2 separate regions of the Homo sapiens genome follow, and region 1 is linked to region 2. Evidence: read pairs that join two places in POLR2A ChIA-PET (ENCODE). Cell type or tissue: PC-9. All regions are shown on one strand. Each heading gives the region's core, and the rest is flanking DNA. Links, peaks and the distances in the headings are about the cores only.

Evidence for each region. ChIA-PET counts read pairs that join two places held together with the same protein. Peaks named below come from ENCODE experiments on the same cell type or tissue, not always from the same donor. Only the 100,000 strongest peaks of a DNase experiment are listed, where the experiment ranks them.
Region 1: POLR2A ChIA-PET joins it to region 2 with 9 read pairs; 6 of 35 experiments call an interaction of 5 or more read pairs at or near these places.

The regions. Positions count from the first base shown.
Region 1 is chr14:70,607,923-70,624,445 of GRCh38, forward strand. It overlaps TTC9-DT (TTC9 divergent transcript), which reads right to left. Exons shown (of 3, transcript NR_110071.1): 3 at 876-3,428. It also overlaps the pseudogene RN7SL77P. Among named protein-coding and RNA genes, the nearest start is that of MED6, 16 kb to the left of the region's middle. RefSeq lists an enhancer at 14,300-14,419. In PC-9, for the core only: no CTCF peak of the experiment used is centred there; a DNase peak (open chromatin) is centred at 8,909; H3K27ac peaks cover 1,130 bases.
Region 2 is chr14:70,678,457-70,694,979 of GRCh38, forward strand. No RefSeq gene overlaps it. Among named protein-coding and RNA genes, the nearest start is that of LINC01269, 12 kb to the right of the region's middle. In PC-9, for the core only: no CTCF peak of the experiment used is centred there; no DNase peak of the experiment used is centred there.

The DNA of each region.
Region 1 (16,523 bases), core at 7,554-10,053, 72 kb before region 2:
TTCATAGGCTCATGTATAGTGTATATTTATATGAGAACATTTACAAGATATTTATTAATAGGAAGAAAATTTCTGGGTTTTTATTCCATTTCCTGCCAGAAGAAAGTGACCCTTCCCCCACCAGTGTCTGTCCCTGTGGCTGTGGCTTTATGTGATTTCCATACATAAAGTGAGCTAATTCTTTACATTTCTGTGGGTGGTCAAGAGTAAGATTCAATGTCATTTCACAGATCAGGGTTAAAAGAAGATTTTAGGCCGGGACAGTGGCTCATGCCTATAATCCCAACACTTTAGGAAGCCAAGGCAGGCGGATCACCTGAGGTCAAGAGTTCAAGACCAGCCTGGCCAATATGGTGAAACCCTGTCTGTACTAAAAAAATACAAAAATTAGCCGGGCATGGTGGTGCATGCCTGTAATCCCAGTTACTCAGGAGGCTGAGGCAGGAGAGCTGTTTGAATCCAGAAGGCGGACGTTGCAGTGAGCTGAGATCGTGCCACTGCACTCCAGCCTGGGTGAAAGAGGAAGACTCTGTCTCAAAAACCAAAAAATAAAAATAAAAATAAAAAATATAAGAAGATTTTAAATATTCACTATCAGCCAAATAAACCTTAGCAGCAGGGAAAAAAAGGTTGAAAATAATAGATTTTATAATACAGTGTCTTTTCTTTTCTCCAGTTTGTGCTATAAGTTATCTTCAAGTTATAAGCAAATGAAGAGTACCAATGTATATAATTTTTGGATATACAGTAAACCCATGTAAACAATGTAAAACCATATTGTGTATGTGTTAACATTCAGGGCTTTAAAAAAATCCTATGTACAAACCTGAAAATATTTGTCTGATTCATGGACAAATCACTCAAACAAACAATTTGCAGTCTTCATTTATTTATGCATTCAGCTCTCAGTTGTGGGTGGGTACAGAATGGCCATATAATCCAATATTGTAATACAAAGTGAAAAGTGATGTAATAGATGTTATCAGTTTACAGAATATCAGTCAGTTCTAAAGCCCCCACGGAGGTGTGGAATAATGGGAAAGGCTTCTATTCTTAACATGCTTAAGTTTGTATTTTAGATAAATAAGACATACAGGTATACGTATATACACTCAAAGATAAAACAAGTAATTCATAATTTTTGTTGCAAATCTATTACTCCCCTTACCAGAAAACTATATTTACACATAAGAATTTGTCAGATCTCAAAAACAAGATTGGAAATCATAGTGATCATTGTATATTTTAATATAGAATGAAAATAAATTTGACTTTGAGGTATAGTTGAAATGGAAATAAATCAGATGTGAAATTAGATTGAATAAGTTCAAAGTGGTAATGAAAATAAGCCTTGTATGTACAAATTCAATAAAAGTATTTGTCTCCCTACAGGCATAGCAAACATAGGTGGAAAGATTTTACAAAGGTATTATGGGGACAAGAGTTACTTTATTTTAAAAGCGAATCTGCCATGCAATTTCTAATTAACCAGGAGGTGGGGAATGCCTCCAAAATGGCTAGCTGATGTATTACTCCTTATGTAGAAACATCTACTTATTGAAGGTTTCCTCCAAAACAACGCTTGTTATCACAGAAATCACGGGCTGTGATGCCCAAAACTGGCTACACATTCCTTCCAGAGCATGTATGCTTTCTTCTCAAGATATAAGCCCTGGGTCTGGGGGCTTGAGGTACGGAGATCTACCTATCTTGCGTATGCCCAAAACCACACTTGTGCCTGTAAATTCCCCATAATAAATTACCCAAAACCAACAAAGTGGATTTGTTTACCTCCTTCTTTGGTTTTTCATCTCCTTTGGCATTTAGGAGTTGCTTTGCCCTTTCATGGAACAGGTAGAATCTTTAAATTATTTGGTGATGTTCATATTGCTTATTATTAAAGCAAAGCACTAGAAATACCTGACCAGACTCTCAGAATTCCCAAAATACAAAAGCTGGAGCCCAGATTAATAGTTCTTGATAGAGTTATACTTACAAGGGTCACGGCCACATGGCAGTTCAATATAACTTGTTCAAACCACACTCCATGAGATGCAGCTGTGGTAAATATTAAGGAATAAATGAACTAGAGTGGGTAATGCAGTTACCTTGGTTATTCAATTCACCCAAGCTAATATAATTCTAGGTATAAAAGCCGTTTTAATTGGGTGTAGTGGTGCATGCTAGTAGTCTCAGTTACTTGGGAGACTGAGGGGAGGATTGCTTGAGTCCAGGAGTTCTAGGCTGTAGTGCCTGAAGCCCACTGGATGTCTGCACTAAGTCTGGCATCAATATGGTGACCCCCTGTGAGCAGGGGACAATCAGGTTGCCTGAGGAGGAGTGAACTGGCCCAGGTTGGAAACCTCTGTCAAAACTCCCATGCTGATCAGTCGTGGGACGGTGCCTGTGAATAGCCACTGCACCCCAGCCCGGGCAACATAATGAGACCCTGTCTCAAAAATAAATAAATTAATTAAATTAAGTTTCTTAAAGTCAGTTAAGCCAAAATATAACTGGGTTGAGAAAATGTCAGCAAAACTAGAATAATAGTTAATGTTTACATGTTAAGTACTTCTGATATGCCAGGCACAGTCCTAAGTGCTTTAGAAATATTGTCACATTTAATCCTCCCAATAACCTGATGTGGTAGTTACTGTTAAATCTCCAACTTACATATAAGAAAACAGAAGCTTAAGGAAGTTAAACAAGTCACTCAATCTTACAAATGTGATCAATGGAGGAGCACAAGTGTCCAGAATCCTTACTCTTTCCCATTTTCCTGTTCTGCCTCTAACATATTGAACACAGCAACTGAAATTTGAACTAGGTATTGAAAGTTGAGTATGATTTTCCTGGTAGAGGAAAGGGAAAGGGTGCTTTTCTCTGGCTGGAGGAGAGCAGGGAGCTGGTAAAGAGTCACAGAAGTGGGAGGGATTTTCTTCCAAGAGGAGCAAATACACGGTGCCTTGTGCATACAATGTGATGGTGCTGGAAGATGAGACTGGAAGGGACACTTGGGTCTAGTTTGTTAGGGCTCCTCTGCATTTAGGAATTTTGACTTGATCCTGAAGGCACTGGCTAGTCAATGAAGGCTTGCATTTGGAGAATGAGAACTCAGATGTCAGTGTGGAGGGTGGATTGGATGTATATTAAGAATAGTTCCTAATAATCCAGACGAGAGGTGATGGTGAACTAAACTAAGGCAGGAACTATCAAAGTAATAAAGATACAGACCTTGGAGGGGTAAAAGAAGAAATATTCTCCCCACCTTCCCCAGGCACACAGGTACAAGCACTTCAGTGGGCTGCTGGGTACGTGCAAAAGTGGTAAGTGGTCAGCAAAAGAATGCTGTCCTGAGTTTTTCCACATCAGTGATTTTTCTTGCTGTGAGTTCTTTACCAATCCAGATGGGGCATCATCACTTGTGACTTCGGAGGAAAGAGTAATTGTAAAATTCATTAAGTTTCTGAATGAAGATGTGTAATATCTTCCAAGAAAATAATTAAACCACCATGGGGCAAAGACTCTCATCTGTATAATTTAAAGTTATAAAGTGGGTCATTGCTTAGTGTCTCAAATCTCGTTTACATGTAGCTAATTCATAATCATACTCCATCTGGCTAAAATTAGTCACATTATTCTGTGAGCCAAGAAAAATATTTGTCTCATTTTAGAGGTTTTATTATACAATCAAACGTAGTCTAATGTACATCTGAATTCTTTGTTCTCCTTTTCTTGAAATATTTGAATCTCACTAAAATGAAAAGATAAAGTAGAATATATGGTATATTCAATAAAAGTTCTCAGCTGGGTGTGGTGACTCATGCCTGTGATCCCAGCACTGTGGGAAACCGAGGTGGGCAGATAGCTTGAGCCCAGGAGTTGGAGACCAGCCTGGGCAACGTGGCAAAACCCCATCTCCACAAATATATATATATATACGTGTGTGTGTGTGTGTATATATGTGTGTGTGTATATATATATACACATATATATGTATATATGTGTGTGTGTGTATATATATACACATATATATGTATATATGTGTATGTGTATATATACACACATATATATGTATATATATGTATATGTGTATATGTGTGTGTGTATATATAGTGTATATATATGTGTGTGTGTGTGTGTGTGTGTGTGTGTGTGTGCGTGTATATATATATATGAGAAAATTAGCTGGGCATGGTGGCACGCACCTGTAGCCCTAGCTACTCCAGAGTCTGGTGGGAGGATCACCTGAGCCTGGGGAAGTCAAGGCTGCAGTGAGCTGTGATTGCGCCACTGCACTCCAGCTTGTGTGACAAAGTAACACACTGTCTCAAAGTAATAATAATAATAATAGTTAAAGTTCTCATTTCAAAGAGCATGGAGACCATAATAGAAGAGGGTTAAAATCCCGGGAGGCGGAGCTTGCAGTGAGCCAAGATCGCGCCACTGCACTCCAGCCTGGGCAGCAGAGCGAGACTCCATCTCAAAAAAAAAAAAGAAGAGGGTTAAAATGAAATATTCTTATTCCTACTTAAAAGACAGGGAAACCAAACAGATGTGTGCCAAGCTACCATGTGTTGAGGTGACCAAATAAGACAACAAGCCAAACTGAAAATAACAATCAATTCATTTGTTGTGACAGTGCAGGCAAGAGTCAAAAGAGAAAGGCATTGGCTCCCTAGTGTTTTTTCCCAATAGAACAGTGCCAGGCAATAGTCAAATGGAAGCACAGGTAAGGAAAATCATTTCATTACCAAGGAGCCCCAAACAAAAGATTCCTGCTTTTTATGGACTTATAGGGCCATGGAAAGAAAGTGGGAGAAGGACTAGGAGTGAAAAGGTCTGGAGTCAAAGTGGATAAAACTGTCTCAGCCAAGGCCCACAATAACAAGGTCTCAGCAAAGGTGCCTGGGAAGTGTCTCAAGAGAGGCCCCAGTCAAGAGGCTTCTGAATGGAGGTGCCTGAGCTGGGAATGCAGTTATGCATACTAGCATTGCAGCTCAAAGGGGCCTAGGTCCTCAACTGCAACTCCCTCCAGAAAACTACAAGGCACTGGTGGTACAACAAGTCAGATGTGGGGAGAGCAGCTTCTCCTATGAGGCCTGCCATGCATCACCTTGTAATTGCCTGTGGAGGGCCTGAAAGATCACACATGGGACTGAGTCCTGGACCCACACTCCAAGAATATCCATATCTGATAATAAATGGAGGTGGATTCAGGTGTCCTGCATGCCAATCTGCCAAAAGCCATACATTGTGAATAAAAAGCATAAGGGAATGCTTTGGCTTAATGTCAGGCAATTTCTAGGGGCACTGGCTATTTTGATTTTATATATCTGGGAAGCAAAGACCAAACATCAGACCCAGGGCTTGGGTACAGAAAAGAGAAACTGAAATTTTCTTTTTCATTTCCTAACTCTGCTGATTCCCTACCCGTCAGACTTTGAAAAGAAAAATAAAGGAAAAAAGAATGGGGCTCTGAAAATATTTGACCTTCCTCAGTCCTGTCAGCATTCACTGTGTCAGTCTTCACCACAGGAAAAGTAGGCAGCAGCACATACTGTGTAATTTCAGAGTGCTGGCAAGAGTCTCCACCGTCTGCCTTGGAGGCAACTCATAGCTCAGATATCTCTTAAACCTGTCCCCAATTTTCTTTTCTTTTCTTTTTTCTTTTTTTGAGACGGAGTCTCGCTCTGTTTCCCAGGCTAGAGTGCAATGGCCCGATCTCGGCTCACTGCAAGCTCCACCTCCCAGGTTCACGCCATTCTCCTGACTCAGCCTCCCGAGTAGCTGGGACTACAAGCACCCACCACCACACTCAGCTAATTTTTTGTATTTTTAGTAGAGCGGGGTTTCACTGTGTTAGCCAGGATGATCTTGATCTCCTGACCTCGTGATCCGCCCGCCTCAGCCTCCCAAAGTGCTGGGATTACAGGCGTGAGCCACCACGCCTGGCCGTGTCCCCAGTTTTCATTCTTACTACCTCTCACTTAGGTTATTGTAATAGACTCCTGATTACTATCCCTGCTTCTGGTTTATTTCTCCCACCAGAATATCTGTCAAGCAATAAGAGATATAGAACTGGAACTTCTTTAGAAGTTAGTTGTGTAGAGGTGGTAATTGAAACCCATTAGGAAGGAACAAGCTCTCCTAGACAGGGGTGTAGCCTTAGAAACAAACAAACAACTTTTCCTTTTTTTTTTTTTTTCTGAGATAGTGTCTCACTTTGTCACCTAGGTTACAGTACAGTGGCACAATCATGGCTCACAGCAGCCACAACCTCCCAGGCTCAAGCAATCCTCCCACTTCAGCCTCCTGAGTAGCTGGGACTACAGGCATGCACCATCATTCCAGGCTAACTTTAAAAAAAAAACTGTAGAGATGGATTCTCACTATGTTGCCAGGCTGGTCTCAAACTCCTGGACTCAAGGAATTCTCCTACCTTGGCCTTCCAAAGTGCTGGGATTACAGGCTTGAGCCACTGCTCCTGCCAAAAATTTCCCTACCAGTGAATGAGGGGCATACCCATTTGTTTATTTGTTCGAAAATTAATCATTGTGAATATTTATTATTATACAATTACTATACTCTAGGCATTAAAATATTCTACCTAGAAAATAATGAGGGCAACGAGGTGGGGTTTTCAGCAATGGTTTCACATACAAGATGACATTTGAGAGAGAACAAGAAAGGAGAAAGGAAGAGGAAAAGAAATATGTGAGCATAAAGCATCCCGACATATTCAAAGTTTTGCAAGCATTTCCCTATGTTTGGATACTGGGGGTATCTTAATCCATTTTGTGCGGCTTCAACAGAATATCAATAATAGTGGAGGACTTCAACATCCTACTGACAGCACTAGACAGATCACTGAGGCTGAAAATCAATGAAGAAACTCTGGATTTCAACTGGACTCTAGACCAAATGGACCTAATAGACATCTAAAGAACATCCTATCCAACAACCATAGAATTTGCGTTCTTCTCATCTCTACACAGAATATTTTCCCAAATTGACTATATGTTTGGCTACAAAGCAAGTATCAATAAATTAAAAAAAAACTAAATCATATCAAGTATCTTCTTAGATCATAGTGGAATAAAATTAGAAATCAATAGCAAGAGGAACTTTCAAAACTACACAAACTTGGAAGCTAAACCACTTGCTCCTGAATGACTTTTGGGTAAACAATTAAACTGAGGCAGAAATTTTAAAAAATCTTCAAAAGAAATAAAAATAAAGATACAATATACCAAAACCTCTGGGATAGAGGAAAAGCAGTGTTAAGTGGAAAGTTTATAGCATTTAATGTTTACATCAAAAGATAGAAAGATCTCAAATTAATAACCTAATGTCACACCTCAAGGAAGTAGAAAAACAAGAACAATTCAAAGCTAGTGGAAGAAAACAAAGATGAGAAAGGAACTAAATGAGATCAAGACCAATAATATGACACAAAAGATAAACAAAACAAAAAGCTAGTGTTTTGAAACGATAAGCAAAATTGATAGACTTCTAGTTAAACAAGAAAAAACAAGAGAAGATTCAAATAAATGCAACCAAAAATGTGAAAAGTGGTATTACAACTGATATCGCAGAGATAAAAAAGATCCTCGTAGAGTACTATGAACACCTTTATGTACACAAACTAGAAAACCTAGAGGAAATTGATACATTCCTGGAAACATACAACCCTCCAAGATTGAACCAGGAAGAAATAGAAACCCTGAACAGACCAATAATGAGTAATGACATTGAATCAGTAATTTTAAATTCTAACAAAAAATCTCCATCCAGGACCAGATGGATTCACAGCCGAATTCAACAAGATATAGAATTAACCTAAATGTCCAATAACAAATGAATGGATAAAGAAAATGTGAAGGCCGGGCGCAGTGGCTAACACCTGTAATCCCAGCACTTTGGGAGGCTGAGGCGGGTGGATCACAAGGTCAGGAGTTCAAGACCAGCCTGGCCAACATGGTGAAACCCCGTCTCTGCTAAAAATACAAAAAAGAAAAAAAAAAAATTAGCCGGGCGTGGTGGTGGGTGCTTGTAATCCCAGCTACTCGGGAGGCTGTGGCAGAGAATGGCTTGAACCCATGAGGCGGAGGTTGCAGTGAGCCAAGATGGTGCCACTGCACTCCAGCCTGGGTGACAGAGCAAGAATCCATCTCAAAAACAAAAAAAAAAAAAAAAAGAAAAAGAAAAAGACAATGCGGTATATAGACACAATGGAATATTATTCAGCCATAAAAAAGCATGAAATCTTGTCATCTGTGATGACATAGATGAACCTGGAGGACATCATGTTAAGTGAAATAAGCCAGACACAGAAAGAGAAATATTGCATGGTTCATATGTGAAATCTAAAAAAAAAAAAAAAAAAAAAAAATTGGTATCATAGAAACAGCAGAACAGTGGTTACCACATACTGGGGAGAGAAATGAGGAAGGGAGGATAAGAGAGGTTGGTCAATAGGTATAAAGTTACGATTAGATAGGAGGAATAAATTCTAGTCATCTACTGCACAGTAGGGTGAATATGGTTAAAAGTAAAATATCGTATATTATAAAATAGCTAGAAGAGAGGCTTCTGAATGATCTCACCACAAAGAAATGATAAATATATAAGGTGATGGATACATTAACTACTCTAATTGGATCATTCTATAACATAAATAGGTATTGAAACATCAAAATAAACCTCATAAAAGTGTACAATAACAATATATCGATTAAAACAATAAATTTAAATTTTTTAATAAAATAAAAGGTATGTGTGTATGTGTGTGTTTGTGTGTGAATAAAAGCTCAAAGGCCAGGATTTTTGTCTGATATTGGGAATATGGTGCAACACATACTGTGACACATTCAGTAAATAGTTCTTGGTGATTCAATGCAAAATAGTGGGTCAAATGTCATTTCTAAGTTTTCTCATGAGAATCTCAGTGACTTTGTAGGTTCTTGAATCTGTATAAAATGAAAACTTTTGACATCTCAAGCTGTTGTTATAACCCAAGACTCATGCATCACGCACTTGGCTCACTCCCTCTTGTCTATAGGTTACATGCACCGGAGCATGTGATGGGATGATAATTCCCAATGATGAACTTGCAGGGAATGCAGGTCAAGAGAGAACTTCAGAATCTTTCCATTTCTGATTACATGTTAACATTACTAAGTGTGGCTTATTTAACCTTAAAAGCCCTGCAATATAAAAGGATATTTTTGTGTTATTATTTATTCATTCATTCACAAAATAGTTATGATATAACCTCAAAAAATATTTATAATGTGCCAATCACTGTGCTGGGTGATGGAGAAATAGCAGTGACCAAGATAGACATAGTCTCAACATTTCAGTCTAGCGAGGGATACAGACAAAAACACTGATAAACCGTATTGTAATCAGAGCTATGAGGGAGGAAGCAGAGTAGTCTGAGAGCATGAGGAGAGGGTACTAAACACATACGGGAGAAAAGGGAAGGCTTCCTAGAGGAAGGGATGTTTAAGCAGAAACAATGAAAGACTAGTAGAAGTTAGCCAAATGAAAAGGAGAGGTAAGAAAATGCAAGCAGAGGGAAGAGCATGAACCAAAGCCAAGAGGCAAGAGAGAAGAAGAAAATGGAAAATGTTCGGAATAGCTGGAACATCGAATATATGAGAAGACTGGATGAGAGTAGATTGTCGCAGAAATCAGAAGTAAGATCATTGTAAACTATGCCAAGGAATTGAGAGCAGTGGGACACTAAAGAAAGATTTTAAGGAGGCAAGTGACAAGGAGGCAAGATTTCAATTTAGAAATGTGTTATCATAATCTAAGCCTGAAAAGATGATGACCTATGCTAAGTAAGTAACAGTAACAGTAAAAAGAAATGAACTAAAATGATAGATATTTAGGAGGTAGAATGGATAGGAATTGGCAAAAAACATGGGGTGAGGAGGAAAAGAATTCAAAATATCTAGCTTGGCAATTGGGTGATTTACTGAGATACAAAACAGTTGAAAGAGCAATTTGGAAAAGAGGGTAGAATAGTTGCATTTAGTTTTAGGTGTGTTGTGTTTGAAGTGCCAGTGGATCCTCCAAGTGAAGATGTCAACTGGACAAATATAACTAAGAAAAATCCATGAATCCCATATATAAACTTAGGAGTCCTAGCAGCCACTGAGGAGATAGTGGAACACTGTGGTGGTTGAGTCAATAATATGAAAGGAAATCGGCTGTATAGACATTTTTTATTGTCTTGCTGTGGGCTTGAGTTAAAATACTTTTCTGATATCCTAGCCTTTCTTGCTAAATGAAGACTTCCCAAAACCTGGTGTTTATTACGAAGCAAGTCCTATCTGCCAAGCTCTTCTAGATGCTTTTCATTCCACGCAGCTCACTATATCACTGAGTCCTCACTGTAATCGCTACACTGGGCTATATTTGAAAAAAGTGACTTAGAGAGAGTGGTAATGAAGGTTACCTTGTTTTTAAGAAACAACAGCAGCTGGCTTTTTAAGTGTTTGAACTAGGGTAATGCCCAAACCTCTCTTTTCTTTGCAGCTGCCACAGACACATAAATAGTCCCATGAACTCCCTTCTCTAATGCTAATTCATCACTGCAAAAAAATTAGGCATTCTTGCAGGGAAGAAGAGCCCAGCCCAGACTAGCATGGTGGCAAGCCCTTGCCTAAACGTAAGTTAGGTTGACCACAAAACTTCAGTGGGATTCCTTCAACACCACCTCCTCTACATCCCCCTGCCCCTACTTCCATTTTTAGGGAACACTACAGTGTTTTTCTAGTTTGGCAGTAAATCTCTCTATGTCTCAGTTTTGACTAGATAGTAACCACTGATGTTAGGCTGATATTAAACTAAATAGAGACAATATTCTCTCATGTAAGCCTAACAACAATGCTTTGAGAGGATACTGGAGCTTAGAGAGGTTAAATAGTGTTCCCAAGGTCACAGAGCCGATACTCTAACAACAATGTTATCTTGGCTCCTTTTTTTTTAATCTTTTACTTGTGTCAGTGACAATACTTACCTCAACAATAACTAACTTGTGTGAAGTATTTACTATGCCCTAGAAATTCAATGAAAACACTTGACAAGGATTTTAGCATTTAATCCTCCCAACAGTTTTATTGTATTGTATTGTATTGTATTGTATTGTATTGTATTGTACTGTATTGTATTGTATTGTATTGTATTGTATTGTATTGTATTGTATTGTATTTTTTGAAACAGGGTCTCACTTTGTCACCCAGGCTGGAGTGCAATGGCACAAACATGGATTACTGCAGCCTCAACCTCCCAGGCTCAACTCATCCTCCTGCATCAGCCCTCTTAAATAGCTGGGACTACAGGCACAAGCCACCATGCCTGGCTAATTTTTTTGCATTTTTTGTAGAGATGGGGATTCATCATGTTGCCCAGGCTGGCCTCAAACTCCTGAGCTCAAGCAATCTGCCAACCTTGGCCTCCCAAAGTGCTAGGATTACAGGCATGAGCCACTGCACCCGGCCAATTGTCCCCATTTTTAAGACAAGGAACCTCAAGCCTAGAGAAGTTGTCACCTGCTCAATGCACACAAGTGACAAGTGGTAGAACCAGGATTTGAATATGAAAAGTCTAACTTCAGAGACTTCACTGTACTTACCACACTTTGGCCTAGGTGACCTCTAAGGACCCTCTTCTCTTACTCACCCCCGGCCATCTATACAAAGATTCCGTGATGTGTTCCTGTACCAAGGTGGCTTATCACACTTCATTTCACATAAGATATACTGCTAAAATTATGGCTTTGAATTATATATTGACTTTATAATATTAGGATATTTAAGTTTAGAAACTTTATATTCAACTTGGTTTAACAAGTTCTTTGGCCTAATCATTGGAAGTAGCTGAGAAGGAAGGGGCAGGTGAACCATCACAGGTTGGCTCAGGACCAAAATGAGGCAGAAAGGTTTATTTTTCAACCCTAAAGGTACAGGAAAAGGGCTGAGTCACCCCACACTCCCTAGCTAGATTCTGGAAAAATCTAGCACCTTTCCATACAGCAGAAGCCTCCTTTGCCAATGGCAGCCTCTGCTTCACCAAGCAGTATTCTATTGGCTCTTCTTTTGGCTCACAGAAGCATAAGCCTGGCTAGATTTCCTTGTTAGTGCTCAGGAAGAATTCCAAACCCCAGATATATTGGGACAAAAAAAAAAGAAAAATATTTCACCTTTCTCTGGCTTTTTTTTTTAACTGAAAGAGGATTGGTAAAGGAAGTAACCATAATTTTTAAAAAAATATTTTAAATAAATCCTGAGCATGGTACTCCCCAAAGTCTCTAAGCTAATGGGTTAGACTAGAAAATGAACACTTGGCCTCTTTTTTTGTACTTTCCCTCTAACTGTCTGATAGGCCCCAATTCCCACAACAACTTTGAACTGCTCTTCAGCCCCACAATTCAGATCTAACAATTCTGATTCTGAATTTTTCTTTAGACCTTCCCTCTCTTTTTCCACATACTAAGTTGGCTCTGATAATGCTATAAAGTAGTAGCATTCCTACTTTGTAATAGGAATGGAAAGGAAATCTGGCCATATTCAGGAGCTCCATGATTATGAACCCATATTACAAAGTAGTAGCATTATCAGAGCCAACTTAGTATGTAGAAGAAGAGAGGGAATTCACTTTAAAACTTAAGTAACAGCCAACTTAAAACAATGCAGTCTCTTTACTTCTTAGCACAGAAAAGTACTTAATGAAGATAGAATGTATCTATCAACTAAGACGCAACTTAGTTGCTGGCAAATACAAAGTAAAGAAAGACTTGGGCCGGTCAGTGGCTCACGCCTGTAATCCCAGCACTTTGGGAGGCCTAGAGGGGCAGATCACGAGGTCAGGAGTTTGAGACCAGCCTGACCAACATGGTGAAACCCCCTGTCTCTACTAAAAATACAAAAATTAGCTGGGTGTGGTGGCACACACCTGTAATCCCAGCTACTCAGGAGGCTGAGGCAGGAGAATTGCTTGAACCCGGGAGGCAGAGGTTGCAGTGAGCCGAGATTGCACCACTGCACTCTAGCCTAGGCGACAGGGCAAGACTCCATCTCAAAAAAAAAAAAAAAAAAGACTCGAAGAAGAAAAACAAGAAAGAGGTAAAGAAAGAAGGGAAACTGTTAATAAATTCTGTCTGTGGTATAATATGTACTTTTATGGTTCTCTTAATATTATCCTTAAACAGCCTCTTTAATCCCCACCAGTGAGCCTAAACTTTTATTTACTAGAGGAGTTTAGAGAGCCCTGAGTTTCTGGTTTTGACAAGTCAGGTATTTTACATTCCTAGTGTAAGATTATCTGGTTCATGTAAGAGAGTTAAGAGGAAATGAAGCTGTATGTTCATCCTAGTTTTTTCTTTCTGTCCTACCCACCCTTGTGCCCAAATACCTTCCTCCTTGGCCCACACTCTAGTCCTGAGTTTACCAACAAAGTCTCAGCATCTCTACCTATGGGAGGGCTGGGGCAGAATGCAAGAACAGGGAATAAATAATGGATGATTAGCTTGGCTGGTGACAGACTGTTGGAGCACTAGCAGAATCTGCAGGAGTTCAGATGCAATTCTGCAGATCTGAAAACATCTTGGGTAAAAGAGAAGGGAAAGGAAATCTGGCCATATGCAGGAGCTCCATGATTATGAACGCATATTCCACAGTTTTCACAGGGCAACCAGAGCTATCCCACACAATTCAAACATGTGTGGTAGTCAAGAGAGTGATTTGAGGAACATGGAAATAGCCATCTGTTCAGAAAGAGGTCTCTATTGCTGGGTCTGAAATGCCCCTTTCACACATCAAACCTTGATGACATCCTAGTTTCAACATTAGGACACCAAAGGAACCACATTATACCATTCAGGTACTCAAATCCAAAGGGAATAGATGGAAAGACTTTAGCGGGAGGGAGTGTTGTCAGCAAGATGGTGGAATAGGAAGATACAGGCCCTCCTTTCCCCACAGGGACACTGAGTTAACAATATACAGGTCAGAATGAACTCTAGAGACAGGTTGAAAAGCTACAGCACCCAGGTCATTGTAAAACCAAGAAGAGATTCTGGCAAAATGGATAGACAATTTTGCAACATCTGGCATGCCCATCTGTGTCCTTTCCTCTACGTGGCATAAACCTGAGCAACTTTGGAGAAACCCCTTACTCCAAGGCTCCACCCTCAGGGATGGAAACAGAAGAATGAGCCATGCATTGAATGTTCTGGCTTATCTGGGGGCTGCCCAAGGGATTAGTTTCTGTCTCACCTAACAGAAATCAGTGCTGACAGGACCAGGTCAAGCATTTGGAAGCCACTAAAAACAGAGGTGAGTAGCAGGTTAGAGTCGCAGTTCCACAGGCAGACACCAGAAGGAGTAAGAGATCAGAAAAGGTTTGAGAGGTCCTAGATCCTCCAGCAGGGTTGATTGGTGAAGGTCTTTCCCTGTATGAAGCCAAAGACTAGGAAAGGTCTTCAAATGGCCAAGTTCTAGCAAAACATTTTAAGACATCCAAAGAAACAGAGAAATTTGGCACAAAGGATCAAATAAAACTCCAGAAATCAATTCTGAAGAAATATGATCTACTAGTTGCCTGAAAAGGAATTTAAAATAACTATCATAAAGATGCTACCAAAAGGATAACAAACACTATCATAAAGATGCTATCTAAAAGATAACAAACACTGGGCCGAGTGAACACTGATAGGCAACTAAATAAAATCAGGGAAATGATGCACGAACAAAATGAGAATATCAACAAGGAGATAGAAATTATAAAAAAAGAACCAAACAAATTCTGTAGCTGAAAAATATAATAACGGTACAAAAAATAGTAGAAGGATCCAACAGCAGACTTGATCAGGCAAAAGAAATAGTCAGCAAACTCAGAGACAGATCATGTAAAGTCACTGAGTCAGAGGAGCAAGAAGAAAAAAAATGAAGAAAAGTGAAGACAGCCCAAGGGATTTACAAAACACTATCAAGTAGCCTAATATATGTATTATTAAAATCTCAGAAAAAGAATGAGAGAAAGGGACAGAGAGCTTATATGAACAAATAATGGCTGAAAACTTCCTAAATCTGAGGAAAAAGAAGAACATACAGACTCAAGAGCTCAATTCAGAACCCTAACCAGAATAAATCCAAAAAGAATCACACCAAAACACATTGTAATCAAACTCTAAAGTCAAAGACAAAGAGAGTAACTTGAAAGCATGAGAAACGCAATTTGTCACATAAAAGGAAACTTCCATAAGATTATCAGTAGATTTCTCAGCAGAAACTACAGGTTAGAAGGGAGTGGCATGATATATTCAAAGTGATGAAAGGAAAAAAATAGTCAACCAAGAATACTGTATCTGGCAAACTGTTCTTCCAAAATTACGAAGAAATTAAGACTTTGAAATAAACAAAAGCTGAGGGAATTTATTACTACTAGACCTTCTCTATAAGAAATACTAAAGGGAGTCCTTCAAGTTGAAATGAAAGGACAGTAGAGAGCAACACAAAGCCATATGAAAATAGAAGGTTCTCTGGTAAGGGTAGTACATAGCCAAATATAGAAACCTATACTGTTATAATTTTTGTGCATAAAATATTAATGACAGAAATATTTTAAAAATAGATCTGTGTTAATGAGTATACAATGTATAAAGAAGTAGTGTATGACATCAGTAATATCTGGGGAGAGTAGAGCTGCAAAGGAGCAGAATTTTGTCTGCAATGAAGTTAAGCTGTTATCAATTTAAAGTAGAAGGCTATCATTTTGAGATGTCTTACATAACTAGAATAGTAACCACAAAAAGCTATAGAATATACACAAAAGAAAATGAGAAGTAAATCCAATCACATTGCTACCAAAAAAAAATGAAATATAAAGGAAGACAATAACAGAGGAAATGAGGAAGAAAAAAGCTATAGGACATACACAAAACAATGAACAAAATGGCAATAGTAAGTCCTTCCCTATAGGTAATTACTTTAACTGTAAATGGATTAAATTCCCCAATCAAGAAACAGAAATTGATTACATCAGTTTTTAAAAATAGGATCCAACTGTTTCCTTTCTACAGGAGACTCACTTTAGATCTAAGGACATGCAGAGATTGAGGGTGAAAGGATGAAAAAAGGTATTCTATGCAAATGATAATCAAAATAGAGCAACAGTGGCTATACTAATATCAGACCAAATAGACTTTAAATCAAAGACTGTTACAAGAGGCAAAGAAGGACATTATGTAATGATAAAATGGTCAATTCACTAAGAAGATATAACTGACAAATATTTATGTACCAAACATCAGAGCTCCTAAACATATGAAGCAAAACTTGGCAGAATTAAAAGGAGAAAGGTCACTTTCATAATGAATAGAACAACCAAATAACATCAATAATGAGTAGAACAACCAAATAACATCAATAACATCAGTAAGAGGACTCGAACAACACTATAGACCAATTGAACATAACAGATATAAGCAGAACACTCCATCCAACAAC
Region 2 (16,523 bases), core at 9,241-11,740:
ATGCCAAAACCCTGTCACTATAAAAAATTAGCCAGGCATGATGGTGCATGCCTGTAGTCCCAGCTACCTGGGAGGCTGAGGTAGGAGGATCATGTAAGCCCAGGAGGTAGAGGCTGCAGTGAGCCAAGATCACACCACTGCACTCCAGCCTGAGCAACAGAGCAAGATCCTGTCTCAAAAAAAAAAAAAAAAAGAAAGAAAATCATGGGAACACACAGAAAAGGGAATCTATACCAACTCCAGAGGATCCAGGAAGAATTTCTTGAGGGGAGCCAACTGGGTGGGGCAGGAGCAATGAGATAAGTAAGCTTCAGACTGGTGCCTATGACGATACACTAGAACTCCTTTTCCTGGATATAATGTGAAAAGACTTGAGAGAAACATCACGTGAGCTGTCTTCTTACTTTTTTTCTGTTTTTTCATGCCTGGGCTCAAGCAATGTCACTTTTACTACCTTTGGAAGCCCAAACGGTAGAGAAATCACAGAAGACCCTGCAGGTTACATCTGATTAAAGCCTCTCCACGTAGAATAGGAACAAGCGGCTAGGTGTGTTTTCTCTGAGTGCAGTCAGAACCCTTCAACATTTGTGATTTCTATAATAGGGAAAATTCTAGACCAAGTTTAGCTCACACATGTAGCTCCAGGGGCATAATGTCATGAGTACCTTGAATATATCCCATTATTTTATGTTCCTTTGTTTTCTCTAATCTCAGCCTTTTTATTCTAGTGCAGTGCTGCCCGTTAGAAATGTGGTGTGAACCACTTATATAATTTTAAATTTTCTAATAGTCACATTTTAAAAAGTAAAAAGAAATACAGAAAATTTCTTTCAATAATACATTCTATGTGAAAATAAAACTATGGAAACAAACCAAAAGAATAAAATATTCAAGAATAAGCCAGGCATGGTGGTGCATTCCTGACGCCCTAGCTACTTGGGAAGCTGAGGCAGGAACATCCCTTAAGCCTAGGAGTTCAGGGCTATGGTGAGCTATGATCACATCACTGTACTCTGGCCTGGGTGACAGAGCGAGACCCTGTCTCTTTAACATAAAATTTTAAAAAGAATAAAATACTCAGGAATAGGCCAGGCGCGGTGGCTCATGCCTGTAATACCAGCACTTTGGGAGACTGAGGTGGGTGGATCACCTGAGGTCAGGAGTTTAAGACCATCCTGACCAACATATAATGAAACCCAAACCCTGTCTCTACTAAAAAATACAAAAATTATCTGGGCATGGTGGCACATTCCTGTAGTCCCAGCTACTTGGGAAGCTGAACCCAGGAGGTGGAGGTTGCTGTGAGCCGAGATAGCGCCACTGCACTCCAGCCTGGGCAACAGGGCAAGACTCTGTCTCTCAGAAACCAACCAAACAAAAAAACCTCAGAAATAAATAGCAAAATAAGTGCAAAACTATCACTCTGAAGACTGCAAAAGATTGTTGGATGAAATTAAAGGAACCTAAATTAAATGGAAAGATATCCTATGTTTATGAATTGGAAGATTTAATTGTTAAGATAGCAATACTCCTCAAACTGACCTACAGATTCAACATAGTCTCTATAAAATTCCAACTGATGTAATTGCAGAAAATGATAAACTGATCCTAAACTTCATATGGAAATTCAAGAGACTCAAAATAGCCAAAATAATATGGAAAAAGAACAAAGTAGGAGGACCCACTCTCCCTGATTTCAAAACTTATGACAAAGCTACAGTAATCAAGATAGTGTGGTACTGGCACAAAGACAGACAATAAGTAGATCAATGGACTAGAAATGAGAACCCAGAAATAAACCCTAGTATTTATGGTAAATTGATTTTCTACAGGGGTACCAAGATAGTTCAATGGAGAAAAAGGAGTATTTTCAACAAATGGTGCTGGGACAACTGGATAGCCGCATGCCAAAGAATGAAGTTAGACCCCACCTCTATATATAAAAATTTACTCAAAATGGATCAAAGACCTAAATGTAAGAGCTAAAATTATAGAATTTTTAGATGAAAGCATAGGTATAAATCTTCATGACCTTGGATTAGTTGATGGTTTCTTAGATATGACACTAAAAGCACAAGCTACAAAAGAAAAAGTAGAAAAACTAGACCTTTTATCTATTAAAACTAAAAATATTTGTGCTTCAAAGGACACCATCATGAAATGGCCACCCACAGAATGAGAGAAAATGTGTGTAATCCCACATCTGATAAGGAAGTTGTGTCCAGAATATATAAAGGACTATTACAACTCAATAATAAAAAAGACAATCCAATTTTTAAATGGGAAAAGGATCTGAGGGACATTTCTCCAAAGAAGATATGCAAATGGCCAATAAACCCAATAACAGATCATCCACATCATTAGCCATTAGAGAAATACAAATCAAAACCACAATGCAGGACCACTTCACAACCATTAGGATAGCTGTCATGAATAAGACAGGTAACAAGTACTGGTGAGGATGTAGAGAAACTGAAACTCTCATACACTGCTGGTGGTAACACAACATGATGCAGCTACTGTGGAAGAGTCTGGCAGTTCCTCACATGGTTAATCATAGAGTGACCCTATGACCCAGCAATTCCACTCCTGAGTCTATACCCAAAAGAACTGAATACATGTGCCCGCCCAAAAACCTATATATATATATGTTCACAGCAGCATTATTCATCAAAGTCGAAGAGAAAAAAAACAAAATGCCCATCAACGTTGACAATGAATGAATAAATAAAACTTGGTATATATCCACACAACAGAATATTATACACAATAAAAAGGAATGAAGTACTGATACATGCTACAACATGGATGAACTTTTAAAACATTATTCTAAGTGAAAGAAACCAGGCACAAAGTATCACGTATTTTATGATTCCATTCACATGAAATCTCCAGAGTAGACAAATCCATAGAGACAGAAAGCAGCTTAGTGGTTGCCTAGCAGAAGGGGTCAGGGAGATGAGAGGACTGGGAAGTGGTAGCTAAGGGTGCGAGGTTCCTTCTTGAGGTCATGAAAATGTTCTAAACTTGATTGTGGTGATGGATGCATAACTCTGTAAATATGCTAAAAGCATAAGGGAGTGTACATCTTAAATGGTGCATTATGTCTTAATAAAACTATTTAAATAATATATTTTATTCAACCCAATATACCTAGAATATTACCATTTCAGCATATCCTTAATATAAAAACTACAAATGATACATTTTACTTTTTTTTTTCATAACCCAATGTGTAATTTCTACTTCCAGCACATCTCCATTTGGACTAGCCACATTGCAATTGCTCAACAGTCACATGTGGCTAGTGGCTATCATATGGGACACCAAAGTTGTACAGCCTTCAGGAAGATCCTATGAAGACCAAACAGTTACCAGATTGGTGGGGCCAACTGGTTCTTTTAATCCAACTCCTTCATGCAATGTCCAGTGCGCCCACTCCCAGACCTTTCTGTAGGCGCTGCCGCTGAATCAATACAGAGTCAAGATTGCAGTCTGCATGAGATAGAGTCCTAGCGGGGAAGAAGCCTCCACGGTCTGTGAGGTGAGCCTCCACTTCTGTCCCCGTGCTGGTGCACACACCCTTTGTCAGGTTCAACTTCAGACTTCAACATGTATGAGTGGTGTGTGTCATTTATGAAAATAGGAATGTAATAGTACCATTCCCTCATAACTATTTTGAGAATGGAATGTCATAATGTATGTAAACTGCTTTGGATGGTGTCTGGTACGAAGTAAGCATTATTTGATATTAGGTAATTATTGGGGAATAATAATCATATCATTAATTTTTGTCTCTGGCTTTTATTTTATTTATTTGTTCATTTATTTTGCCATGTCTTATGGTGTTGATTGTCTCTGGCTTTTAGCAGAGTGCCTGGCACATAGCAGATTCTCAGGAAACCATAGGTCTTCACATTAGAATCTTATGATGTCCTCAACAGTTGGCTCTCTAGCCACAGCCCGAACACTTCCAGGGAGTCCTATGTCAAAGACAGCACATTCCATATTTAGTTCGTTTTGCCTTATAGAATGGACCTTCTTATGTCAGGCTGAATCTGTCTTTCAGTAGCTTTTATCCACAATTGCCTTGGCCCTGCCCAGGGAAAGACAGTCTTCTCCTCTATATAACATTTTTCCAAATATTTAAGGACAGTCAGTCATCTGAGCTGTCTTCATAATCTCCTAGTTTCCAGTCTATATGTTCTCAGTTCCTTCAACTCCTCTCCTAACAGGTTTTTCAGCTCTGAGCTTTGTTTTTCAGTCTATTAGTGTCCTTTGTTTTTTTGTGACGAGGTTGCTCAGGCTGGAGTGCAGTGGCACAATTATGGCTCATTGCAGCCTCAAACTCCTGGGCTCAAAGGATTCCCACACCTCAGCTTCCTAAGTAGCTGGGACCACAGGCACATGCCACCACACCCAGCTAATTATTATATTTTTTTTTTGTAGAGATGGGAGTCTCACTGTATTGCCCAGGCTGATCTCAAACTCCTAGGCTCAAACAGGCCTCCTGCTTGGGCCTCCCAAAATTCTGGGATTACAGGCATGAGCCACTGCACCTGGCCTAGTGTCCCTCTTTAGATACAGCACACAGAACTATACTGGCCAGCACAGAAAACAGGGAACCATCATCATTTCCCTACCTCTGGATTGCAAAATGCCTTGCCTTTTTATCCAATCATTCCACAGTTGGAATGTAGCATGCTTGTGGCCCCATCTCTTACTTATACCATGACTTTTTAAAGAATAATGCAATATAAAATAATAATAAAACAATATTTACTCCAAAGAAATTTCATGTATTGTATTACTGAGTTATAATTATGTGCCATAAAATGCACAGATCTCAAGCATTAGTTAATAAGTGAATACACTCCTGCAACAATACACCAATCACAATATAGGACATCATCATCACCCTAGAAACTTCTCTCATGTCCCTTTCTAGTCAATCTCCTCTTCAAACTCCTAGAGGCAACCACTATTCTGATTTCTAGCCCTATAGATTCATTTTACAAAAATAAAAATTGTTTCTGACATTCATGTAAGTGGAAAAATACAGTATTGTAACTTTTTTATCTTAATGCAATACAATTTCATTCTTATTAAACATAATCATATTGCTTTCCATATTTCCTCATAGCTTCTTGTGAACATTTTGATCTTGGTTCTGCCAACCATATCTGCTAATTTCCCTAACTTTATGCCACCTACAGACTTAATAATTCCTTCTGTCCTTTATCCAACGTAAGACAAAACCAATGATAGAGTCCAGGGTACTTAACTAGAAACCTCCCTTCAATTTTCAAGCTTAGGAAATGAGAAGCATTGTGAAAGCGCCAGCCAAATGGGGGCACCTGGAGACAACACATGTGGATGGAGAGGGCTGTGTTCTGTTAGGATGCAGTGAAGAGGGAGGTGATGACAGGACATCCTGGTGGGATGTGTGCTAGGGAAGGGGAACGGCTCAGAAGAAGGTCTGAGAGTCACTTGCATAGAAATTACCAATGTGGAGGGAGGAAAAGAGCTCCCAAAGGGAAGAACCGAGGGCTGGGTCAGTCACCTACAAGAGAGGGCCTCAAAGGTTTCCAAGGTCATCTGAGGAGTCTTGAGTGAAAGCTGTTGTTTGGTCTGGTTTTATGTTTTGCTTTGCTTTGTTTGTTTTGATAAGTCCTAAGTGGAGTCTGGCAGCCTATAAGGCAGATGATATTTCTAGATTTAGAAGTAACTGAAATTGTGCAATCATGGAGAGACATAGTCCATTCCCTCACTCCCCCAACCTCGGAGCAGTGAGGCTTCGGGGACAGGCAGAGTACAGGCTGGGGGCAGGGGTCAGGGAGGGACGTTTGAAACACATCGATCTTCCCTTCCTTCAGGGGAGAACTCTGGTAAAGTCAAGGCCACCTTATCGAAATGTTCCTTACATTTTTACTTTTTGATTATTTTTGATTCAGCATTATAGGGCTTCTGCTTCTTTGACACACACGTGGGCTTAGAAATGCAGGTAGGCACCTGACCCACACCTGAGGAAGTGTGAACCTGGATCTGCCATCCCTGGCTGTGGGATTTGAGCTTGTGGCAGGCCTTATACTCACCTATAAATGGGCAAAGGTGAGTCAGAAATCTGTCAGAGTGTCAGAATCAGCCAGCCAGCATTTTAAAAAATATATGTGATGGGGTCTAGGAAACTATTTTATTTAGAAGCTAGAACTCCAGTACTGGTTCATAAACTGATATTTGGGAGTTACTGAACTGTAAAGTCTTTTACAGTCCTAATATTCATAAATACATGGTAGGATATCCTAGGTAACTCCATATGGAATTGATCCTTCCTGGTCCATGTAAAGGGGCTTGAGAAAACACGAAGGGATGGAGGTGAGAACAATGGGGACAGGGTATCCGACTATCAGGCATGGTTACAGGTTCTTGGTAGACTTCATTTTATGGAAACATCTATGATAAGGAAATGAAGAAATTAAAAAGGCATTCCAGTGGCCCATTTGGCATGTAATTCAGTGTAAGCAAGGTACTTATACCTCATCCACAGTGGACTGAACTGTAAACCTTTGAGCATGAGATAATTTAGGACTCTCAAGTATCATCCGAGCTGGCATTGAGCTTGCAGAAGGACTAAATCCTTTAGCTTCTTCTATTCCCCTTTCACTCCCTGTAACCAAACTACTTTTTGAGCCTCTAAGCCTCACTGTCTTAGCCTGAGTCTAAATCTACACCTTCTCAGGTTGACACCAGCATCTAGTTAAAAGAACCTGGGGTCTCTTTAGGACCCAGAAAAAGGGAGAGTAAAACAAAAGAGGAAAGGGAGAGTCTATTCAATAAGCTAAAACCCTCTTTGTCAATCATGTGGCTCATTTGGAGAAGAGAAACTGAGGCACAGAGCAATGGTGTATTCAAGGAACCATGCTGGACACAGCAGGCGACTCTTTAACCTGGCTCTCAGTCCTTCTGGGATTGGATTCTCTGCACAGAGACCTAAAAGTTTCCCTTCAGGACTGCTGAAGGTTGTTTGAATTGATTTCCTGCCTCCCCTGGTAAGTGGCAATAGGGGAATTTTTAATAAGACTATTAATAGAAATTATGCATTAGAGAATGTCTAGTGAATCACTAATACAAGAATTATGTCTGGTAATCAAAATTCATGCTGAATAGTGCTGATGTTATAGTGTGTGTGTGTGCGTGCGTGTGTGTACATGCATGCATGTGCGCGTACCCACGTGAGTCAGGGTCAAGAAGGTTAAATACGTCAAAGGCACATTGGTAATATGGTTTCCTCCTGCTATTGGTCCATATACAAAGATTTTATTCAAGAATGAGCCCACTAAAGTATAAAGTTAGTTTACAATTAGAATGTAATCAGGTTCTTAGCATCACTTGATGGCATTCTGTCCTGGTGTAAAGAGTTTTTAAATCTCAGCAGCTCACACATCTCCCCCAAGCTTAAATATATGCATGAATCACCCGGGAATCTTGTTATAATGCAGATTCTGATTCAGCAGGACTGGAGCAGAGCCCAAGGCTCTGCCTAACAAGATCCCAGGTGGTGCTATGCAGCTGGTCTGTGGACCACACTAAGCAGGAGGGGATAGAGTGGCCTGACTCCTGAGCACAGGCCAACAGCCTGCAGAGTCAGCTAATCCCCAGCCCTGTATCCAGATACTCCTTCTGACCATTCCTTTATCTAGCCACATATTGTTTATAAATAAACCACAGTATTCTTAAGTGTCGCTAAGGCTTTTGGCATGTCACCATTCCAAAAATCTTGAGGACCAAGGTAAGGGCTCCACACACCACTTTTGCCTCCAACCACCTACCCCCGACTAAACTCTAAGTCCTTCTTTGCACAACCCTAATCCGTCCCTTATAATCCATCCCCCCAACCCTACCATTTCATTCCCCATTTTCCTCCCTACAGAATAACCCAATCCTATAATAGAAAACATCTGTTGACTACTGTGTGCCAGAACTGTTTTTTGCTATCCTTATTGGGTTTGTAAATGTCACTTTATGAGGTACTTATTATTCTAACCTCTATATTACTGATGAGAGATTTGAGACTCAGAGGGATCAAATAAATTGCCCAGAGTCTTACAACTAATAAGTGGAAATACCAAGGTGTGAACCCAGGCTGTCCAACTCTGAAGCCCACATTCTTGGCCCACTGTGATGTTGGAAACTGTTTCCCAAGATGGTGAGCACTCCATTCTCCCCAGGATGTCAAGGGCTTGCACATCCTCTTCTCAGCCTAAATTGTATCTGGTACTAACCCACTCTGACTACTTTAATCTCTCCTTCACCTGGAATAAAACCACATCAGGTTCTGAATGTCCAGGATAAAAATCTGATTTAAATTTCAAGCATCCTCAGAACTTGAGAAGTTGGCCAAATTAATCTGTGAGATCCCCAGCCTCCCGTTCCTAAACCTCCCTGCTACCCTCTATGGGACCACCTTACAGCCCCCGCCTCCCACTCACTTCAAGCCCCTGTTCTCTACCCTTCCTCCCTTCCACATCAAAAGTGCCTTCAGCAAAAAATCTACAAATGATTAATAATACCTCCACACACTTGAGGTTTTGGGGGCAGTTTGCATTTTAAGCCTTATCACTATTCAAGGGAGAAAAGTCTCAGGGAGCTGAGGTCTGAAGAATAAATGGTTGTTGATTAGGCCCAAGCTGTAAAGGAAAGGAGGAGAAGAAGGAAGGATATTTCAGGCAGAAGGACCTATTCTTGCATATTGTAATATGCATATCATAATAAATGTTTGCTGATGAAGCAAAGAAAAGAAAAGAGGCATATTTAAGGGATTTCCCTGCAAAACCTCTGGCCTCCCTTCCTGCCTTTTATCCAACTCTAAGAAAAGACAGTTGGATTTTAAAAACCATAATATGTGTCTTCTCTCCTCCCCTGACCATATGAGTTGATTTTTCCTTTAAATAGTTAATCTAAAAGTAAATATAAAAATTCTACCAGTTACCACTTAAACAAAAGAAAAGCTATGATTTCCAACCAAAAGGTGCTTGTTTTAAGAGAATAAGGTGGAGGTGCTTCCTTTACCCTCCCACTGGCACATTTGGCTATTCAGGCCCCCAAACAGTTTCTCCGTCTGGAATTGCTGCATAATGATTGGGGTCTGGCCTCTGACCTCTGGAGCCCTATCAGGAATGGGAACCAGAATCTTGAGCTTTGCTGGGAAGGTCACATGTTGGCCTAGTTCATAACCTGGCAGCTCTACCCATTGTCTCTGTGCAGCTCAGTTTTCTTGCCTCACTTTTCAACCCCTTGACTTGTCTGAGTTATGGGAAGTTATGGATGCTCTTCTAAGAGCAAACAAGCAAGAAGACGGTAACAAAATCAGCTTCTCATTAAATTTCAGGCAGCTCAAGGGGTCTAAAATTGGCTGATGGCTTTGCACCTCTGAATAGAAGAGCATTCAATGGCTGGGTGCAGTGGCTCACGCCTGTAATCCCAGCACTTTGGGAGGCTGAAGCGGGCGGATCACCTGAGGTCAGGAGTTCAAGACCAGCCTGACCAACATGGAGAAACCCTGTCACTACTTAAAATACAAAATTAGCTGGGCGTGGTGGCACATGCCTGTAATCCCAATACTTTGGGAGGCTGAGGCAGGAGAATCGCTTGAACCCGGGAGGCGGAGGTTGCAGTGAGCCGAGATTGTGCCATTGCACTCCAGCCTGGGCAATAAGAGTAAAACTCCATCTCAAAAAAAAAGAGCATTCAAGGTGCACTTCTTTTCCTTGCCCTTGGCCTGTATTGTAAACTCTTTCCTCTGGCTACTAACTGGTGAGAGATCAGTGGGTTATGAACACTATCATATGCCTGTCATCAAGGATGCAAAAGTGGGGAAGACACATGGTCTCACTGGTGTGACAGCCATGTGCCTGTAATCCTAGTTACTTGGAAGGATAAGGCAAGTAGATTGCTTGAGCTCGGGTGTTTAAGACCAGTCTGGGCAACATAGTGAGACCCTCATCTAAAAAAAAAAATAGGAATAGTGCCAGCCAGGCACAGTGGCTCATGCCTGTAACCCCAACACTTTGGGAGGGTGAGTTAGGAGTATTTTTTTTTTTTTTGGGACGGAGTTTCGCTCTTGTTGCCCAGGCTGGAGTGCAATGGCACAATCTCGGCTCACTGCAACCTCTGCCTCCCAGGTTCAAGCAATTGTCCTGCCTCAGCCTTCCTGAGTAGCTGGGATTACAGACATGCACCACCACGCCCAGCTAATTTTGTATTTTTAGTAGAGACAGGGTTTCTCCATGTTGGTCAGGCTGGTCTCGAACTCCCGACCTCAGATGATCCACCTGCCTCAGCCTCCCAAAGTGCTGGGATTACAGGCATGAGCCACCGCGCCCAGCCAGAAAACATTTTTTTTTAATTAGCTGGGTGTGGTGCATGCCTGTAGTTCCAGCTACTCGGATGGCTGAGAGAAGGATTGCTTAAGCCCGGGAGGTCGAGGCTATAGTGAGCTGTGCTCGGCCTGGGCGACAAAGTGAGACCCTGTCTCAAAAAAAGAATAGTGTAGACCAGACCAGAACAGAATGGAATGTAGAAGACTAAGGAAGAGGAACCTGGGATGCACTGGGAAGCTGTGATCATAGGTATAGGCCAATAATAGGAGCTGGAGCAAATAGTTCTTTATCATCTACTGAGACATCCCATGATCTTGAGGTGGGAACCAAAACCGTTTGACTGGTAAGGGCCTACTCAAAAGAACAAAGAGCAAGATGGGGGTGTTAGTATGGGTGTTCAGAGGGGAAATTTTGAGCTTTTACCTAGGCAAATGTGGGATAAGAGTATGGTAAGTGTTTAAGTGAAGTCTTTTAACCAGTATAGCATCTTGCTAAAAATATAAAAGAAAGGTTCATCCACAAAATATTTGGGCAGTGACCTGAATAAGAATTAGCTTATTCTAAGAACAACCAACTTGAATTTTTAAAAGGTAATCTCTGGCTCTTCAGCCAAGGGTTGAGCATCTAATTATTAGTTTACATGTTTGTCTGTCACATTAGACAAAAGTTCAAGGGCAGGGACCATGTGTCTTCTTTTTTTTGGAGATGGGGTCTCACTATGTTGCACAGGCTGGTCTTGAACTCCTGAGCTCAAGCAATCCTCCTGCCTCAGCCTCCCAAGCAGCTGAGATTACAGGCACATGCTATTAGGCCCAGTAAGACCATGTGTCTTACTCATTTTTGCATCCTTGGTGATAGGCATATAATAGTGTTCATAACCCACTGAGGTCTCAACAGTGAACAGCCAGGGGAAAGAGTTTACAATAGGCCCAGAGCAGTAGCTCATGTCTGTAATCCCAGCATTTTTGGAGGGCAAGGTGGAAGGATCACTCGAGCCCAGGGATTCAAGATCAGGCTGGGAAACATGGTGAAACCCCATCTCTACTAAAAATTAAAAAAAATAGCTGGCCATGGTGGTATATGCTGGTAGTCCCAGCTACTCAGGAGGCTGAGGTGGGAGGATTGCTTGAGCCTGGGATGTTGACGCTACAGTGAGCTGTGATTGCACCACTGCACTCCAGCCTTGGCAACAGAGTGAGCCCCTGTGTCACAAAAAAGAAAAGAGTTTCAGTAAAAATTAAGGGCAAAGAAAATAAGTTGAATAGCTAGAGCCATTTCGGCTTCACCTACTCCTGCACAAAGCTTAAGACAAGGGCAGACCTATGCCCTAAAGTCGCCCTAATGAAAACCTCTCCTTTCCTCAGCCTCCACTGCTCTCATTTTGCATTTCACCCATCTCATTATTGTCTAAGCATCCCAGCTTTTGCATCATAAAGCAAAATCCCTAAGTGAGCTGTAATTCTGACATAGTTTGTTCACCAAGTCTCAATTGGGAAAAAAAACAACTATATGGTATAAGAATCTTCCTCCAAGACACCCAAACAGCATCATCAGCAAGCCCGCATCACTCATTCGGGGGCCATTCAGGAAATATGGTCTTGTCAGGTTTACAATCATGAGATCTCTAAGTCTGGAGAAGAGGCTTTATTTCTGGTACAGGTTTACAGCCTGCAGGGTGGCCAACCTGACAAGCTGGAAAGTAGCCTTTGGCAGAGACTGTTAGCAGGCCTTCAAGGGAGAAGAAGTTGGAACAGAAATTTATGCTGAAGGGTAAATTTGGCTGAGTGTATATATTCAACAAGTAATGGGAGGAACTATAAATATTCATGAAGGGGGTCCTGATGCATGCATACTGAACATGCATTTTACATGTGTCCCATGTTCATTTTGGGGTGGAGACTTACCATTTAAATGCACTGCAATTAAGCCCTATATGTCCAAAAGTTGAAGCAGGGACACGATGTCACACAAGTGCACAGGCTCTGTAAATGCCAGAACCAGTCCATGGTGAGTGGGCACTTATCAGGAGAAAGTTACTGAAATCAGCCTCTTGTTCAATCAAAGCTGTAGTTTTGGCTTGTGGAACAGGTCGGTCCATTAGCATCTGGCAGTGGACAAGCTACAATTGTTTCAATATTGCTTATCCAGAGGCCAGTGCTTGATTACTAGAGAAGAAAACCCTTGTGGCAGTTGGGATATAGTTTATTCTTTAAATGTAGGGGTGAATGACTTAATCTTGCCTGGCATGGCCTTAGGTCCTGTTTATAACGTGGTATCTATTTTTTTTTTTTTTTTTTTTTTTTTTGCGATTGAGTCTCACTCTGTCACCCAGGCTAGAGTGCAATGGCACAATCTTGACTCACTGCAACCTCTCTGCCTCCTGGGTTCAAGCAATTCCCCTGCCTCAGCCTCCCGAGTAGCTGGAATTACAGGTGCGTGCCACCACGCCTGGCTAATTTTGTATTTTTAGTAGAGACGGGGTTTCACCATGTTGGCCAGGCTGGTCTCAAACTCCTGACCTTAGGTGATCCACCCACCTCAGCCTCCCAAAGTGCTGGGCTTATAGACGTAAGCCACTGTACCTGGCCTGTAACTTGATATCTTATTACCACAATGGATCTGTTCTATCAGTCTTATGGTCTCTTGTTTTTTTTCTTTTTTTTTTTTTTTTTTTGAGATGGAGTCTCACTCTGTTGCCCAGGCTGGAGGGCAGTGGTGCGATCTCAGCTCACTGCAAGCTCCGCCCCCCGGGTTCACACCATTCTCCTGCCTCAGCCTCCCAAGTAGCTGGGACTACAGGTGCCCACCACCATGCCCGGCTAATTCTTTTGTATTTTTTAGTAGAGACAGGGTTTCATCGTGTTAGCCAGGCTGGTCTCGATCTCCTGACCTCATGATCCGCCCGCCTCGGCCTCCCAAAGTGCTGGGATTACAGGCATGAGCCACCACGCCCGGCCATGGTCTCTATTTTAACATTAGTGTTGGTCAGTGTCTAAACTGCAAAAGGGAGGGCGTACAAGGAGGCGTGTCTGACCTCCCATCCCATCCTGGCTGGGAACTCAGTTTTTAAGGTTTCTCTAGGGTTCCCTTGGCCAAGAGGGGATCTGTTCATATGGTTGAGGGGCTTAGGACTTTTTTTTTTTAGTTTTCAGTCTTAAGGGCCATGATGACCAGTTCGGGAGCATCAAAGGGAGCATTGGGGCATTCACGTCATTAGCTTGAAGGAGCAACTCCCAAGCTGGTTTCAAGATGGCTGGCAGGCCCTGTGTTGTCACAAAAGAGGGATTCCCTTTGTCCAAAGCTAGGAGAGCTCAAATTCTCTACAGCTCCCCCCATCAGACAGATGCCCCAAAAGAGCTCGTGAAAGGAGAATGACCTGGTGGCACCAAAAATACAGACAGGCTCCCTTCCCAAGAACTCTCCCAGTGCCTCTGTCGTGCATACAGCCCTGGGGCTAATCACGAAGTTTCGTTTGTTTTCTGAAAAGGCAACTCACAAGAAACATGAGAGTAAAGGCAACTAGGAACAAGGAAACGAAACTGCTGGTGTCGCCTTCCCGCGCTCCTCATTCTGTTGACTCACTCCTTGGCCTCCGAGATGAGCATCTCCAGCTCAGAAGTGAGGCCTGTTGACGGAAGCGTGATGAGCTTTCCTAGCCCAGGCCTGCTAGTCTAGCTGGAAGGCATCCTCTCTGTCATCATGCCATTTTAGAAAAATGCAATTCACCTATCTCTCTTGATGTATAGGAGGCTCCATTTGAAAAAATGAGGACTCTGATGGAGCCAAAGTCCACAGATGTAAATATCTCCGATAACAAAACTTTTTTTTTTTTTTGAGATGGAATCTCCCTCTATTGCCCAGGCTGGAGTGCAATGGCACGATCTTGGCTCCCTGCAACCTACTCTTCCCAGGTTCAAGTGATTCTCCTGCCTCAGCCTCCCAAGTAGCTGGGATTACAGGCATGTACCATCACGCCTGGCTAATTTTTGTATTTTTAGTAAAGATGAGGTTTTGCCATGTTGGCCAGGCTGGTCTTGAACTCCTGACTTCAGGTGATCTGCCTGCCTCGGCCTCCCAAAGTGCTGGGATTACAGGCATGAGCCACTGCGCCCGGCCATAGTTTTTGTATTTTTAGTAGAGACGGGGTTTCACCATGTTGGCCAGGCTGGTCTCGAACTCCTGACCTCAGGTGATCTGCCCACCTCGGCCTCCCAAAGTGCTGGGATTTCAGGCGTGAGCCACCACACCTGGCCAACAAGACATTTTTCTTGCCCAAATTTCACAGACCTTTAGAGCTTGAAAGAAGCTCATCTAATTGGACCCCCTTTAAAGAGACTAAGGCCCATGGTGACAGGGCTGGGACACAAACCGATTTTTTGGAGACTCCAAGTTCAGTACTTCTTAATGGTTCTTGGTTCTTCCATGCCCTTTTAGGTTGGCAACTTGTTCCTGGGTTGGCAACTCAATCCTGGGACCCCTAAATAGGCACCCCAAAACTAAAAAGGGAAAGAAGATGTGACTTTCGGAGACCACCGTCAGGTCACTAAATTGAAAGACAGCTGCAGCCACCATCAAAATCCCTCATGCTTCTTGAGAGCTTCAGAGCTTCCTGACTCCAGTAGCCATGGCTGTGACCCCAGGGAGTCCTCTAAACCTCAGGTCTCCATGGAAATGGGGGTGACCTCTGAGAGTGTTTGACACACATGTTTTGGAAGGACCGGGTGGCAGGAAGAAGGATTGTGTACCAACTTACACCTTGGGGGCCTGGAATTGGAATTGATGTCACTGCTAGCAGGCCAAAGCAGTAGTTGAGCAAATTCTGTCAGTTCTAACTTCAAAATATATCTGGAATCTGATTACTTCTACCACTCCTACTACCACCCCACTCCAAGACATAACTCTAGCTCCCCTAGCATTACCCTCTAACTGGATTCACTACTTCTGTTCTTGACCCCTGCACTCTATTCCAGAGCGATCCTGTTAAACCTGATTCAGATCATGTCACTCCTCTGCTTAAAATCCTCCAATGGCTTCCCCCTCACTCATGGTAAAAGCTAAAGTACTTTACTATGAACTACAGGGTCCAACATCATTGGGTCCTATAATACTCTGACCTGCTCTCTCCATCTGCTTCAGCGATAACTGGCCTCTCTGTGATTCCTTAATGGTGCCAAGCAGGCTCCCACCTCAGGGCCTTTGCACTGGCTGTTCCCATTACCTGAAATTATCTTTCCCCACCCTAACCCCCACCCCCCAGACAACATGACTAGCTCCATCACTTCTTTCAAGGTCTTTAATCAAAAGATACCTTCTTAGTAAGGCTCTCCCTGGCTACCCCATTTAAAATGTTAACATTCACTTACCTGGCTGACATGTCACATACCTCTTCCCACTTTATGCCTTCTCCTTAGCACTTGCCAGTAACATATATTTTACTTGTTTATCTTTATTTACTGTCTTTCTCTCCTACTAGAATGCAAATATGCTATATCTCCAGCAACTAGTAGGTTGGCACATAGTAGGTATTCAATTAATATCTGTTAAATGAAAGAATAAATGAACGGATGGTTTGGGTGCTTAAACCCATGACATGGTAGCACTGGCCTGTTCTCCAGCTGGGAATTAGGAGTCAGGCCTCCTGAAGGAACAACATTTGCGTGTCCACACCTCCGATGGTTTACAACCCTGTTTCCCCCAGTGGACAAATGAATGGAGATGCATTCCTCACACTCTCATCGCTCCAGCCTGTGCCTTCTGTGCTACCCTTCCCCTCCCAAGCCCACACTACCTCAGGGATCTTCCTACCAACTCCAGTGAGGTTTATCTTGAATAAAGAGCAATTGTTCAACTGGCAGCCCTTACTATGTATCAGCCACTATGCTAAGCATTTTACATAGAATATTTTATTCAATTCTTATGAGACATGTAATATTATCCCCATTTTTCACAAGAGAAAATTGAGGCTCAGAGACTGCATTGAACACCTAATTGGGTGATTTTCTCTTCTCTGAGAACTTTCACCTACCCAAAAAGATGGGCCCTTGCTGGCCTGTTGGTACCCAGCAACACCACCCTCCACTCCTCAGGCCAGCCCTGACTGATTGGGCCAATGTAGAAACCTGATTCTAGTGGGGCCAGTCAGTA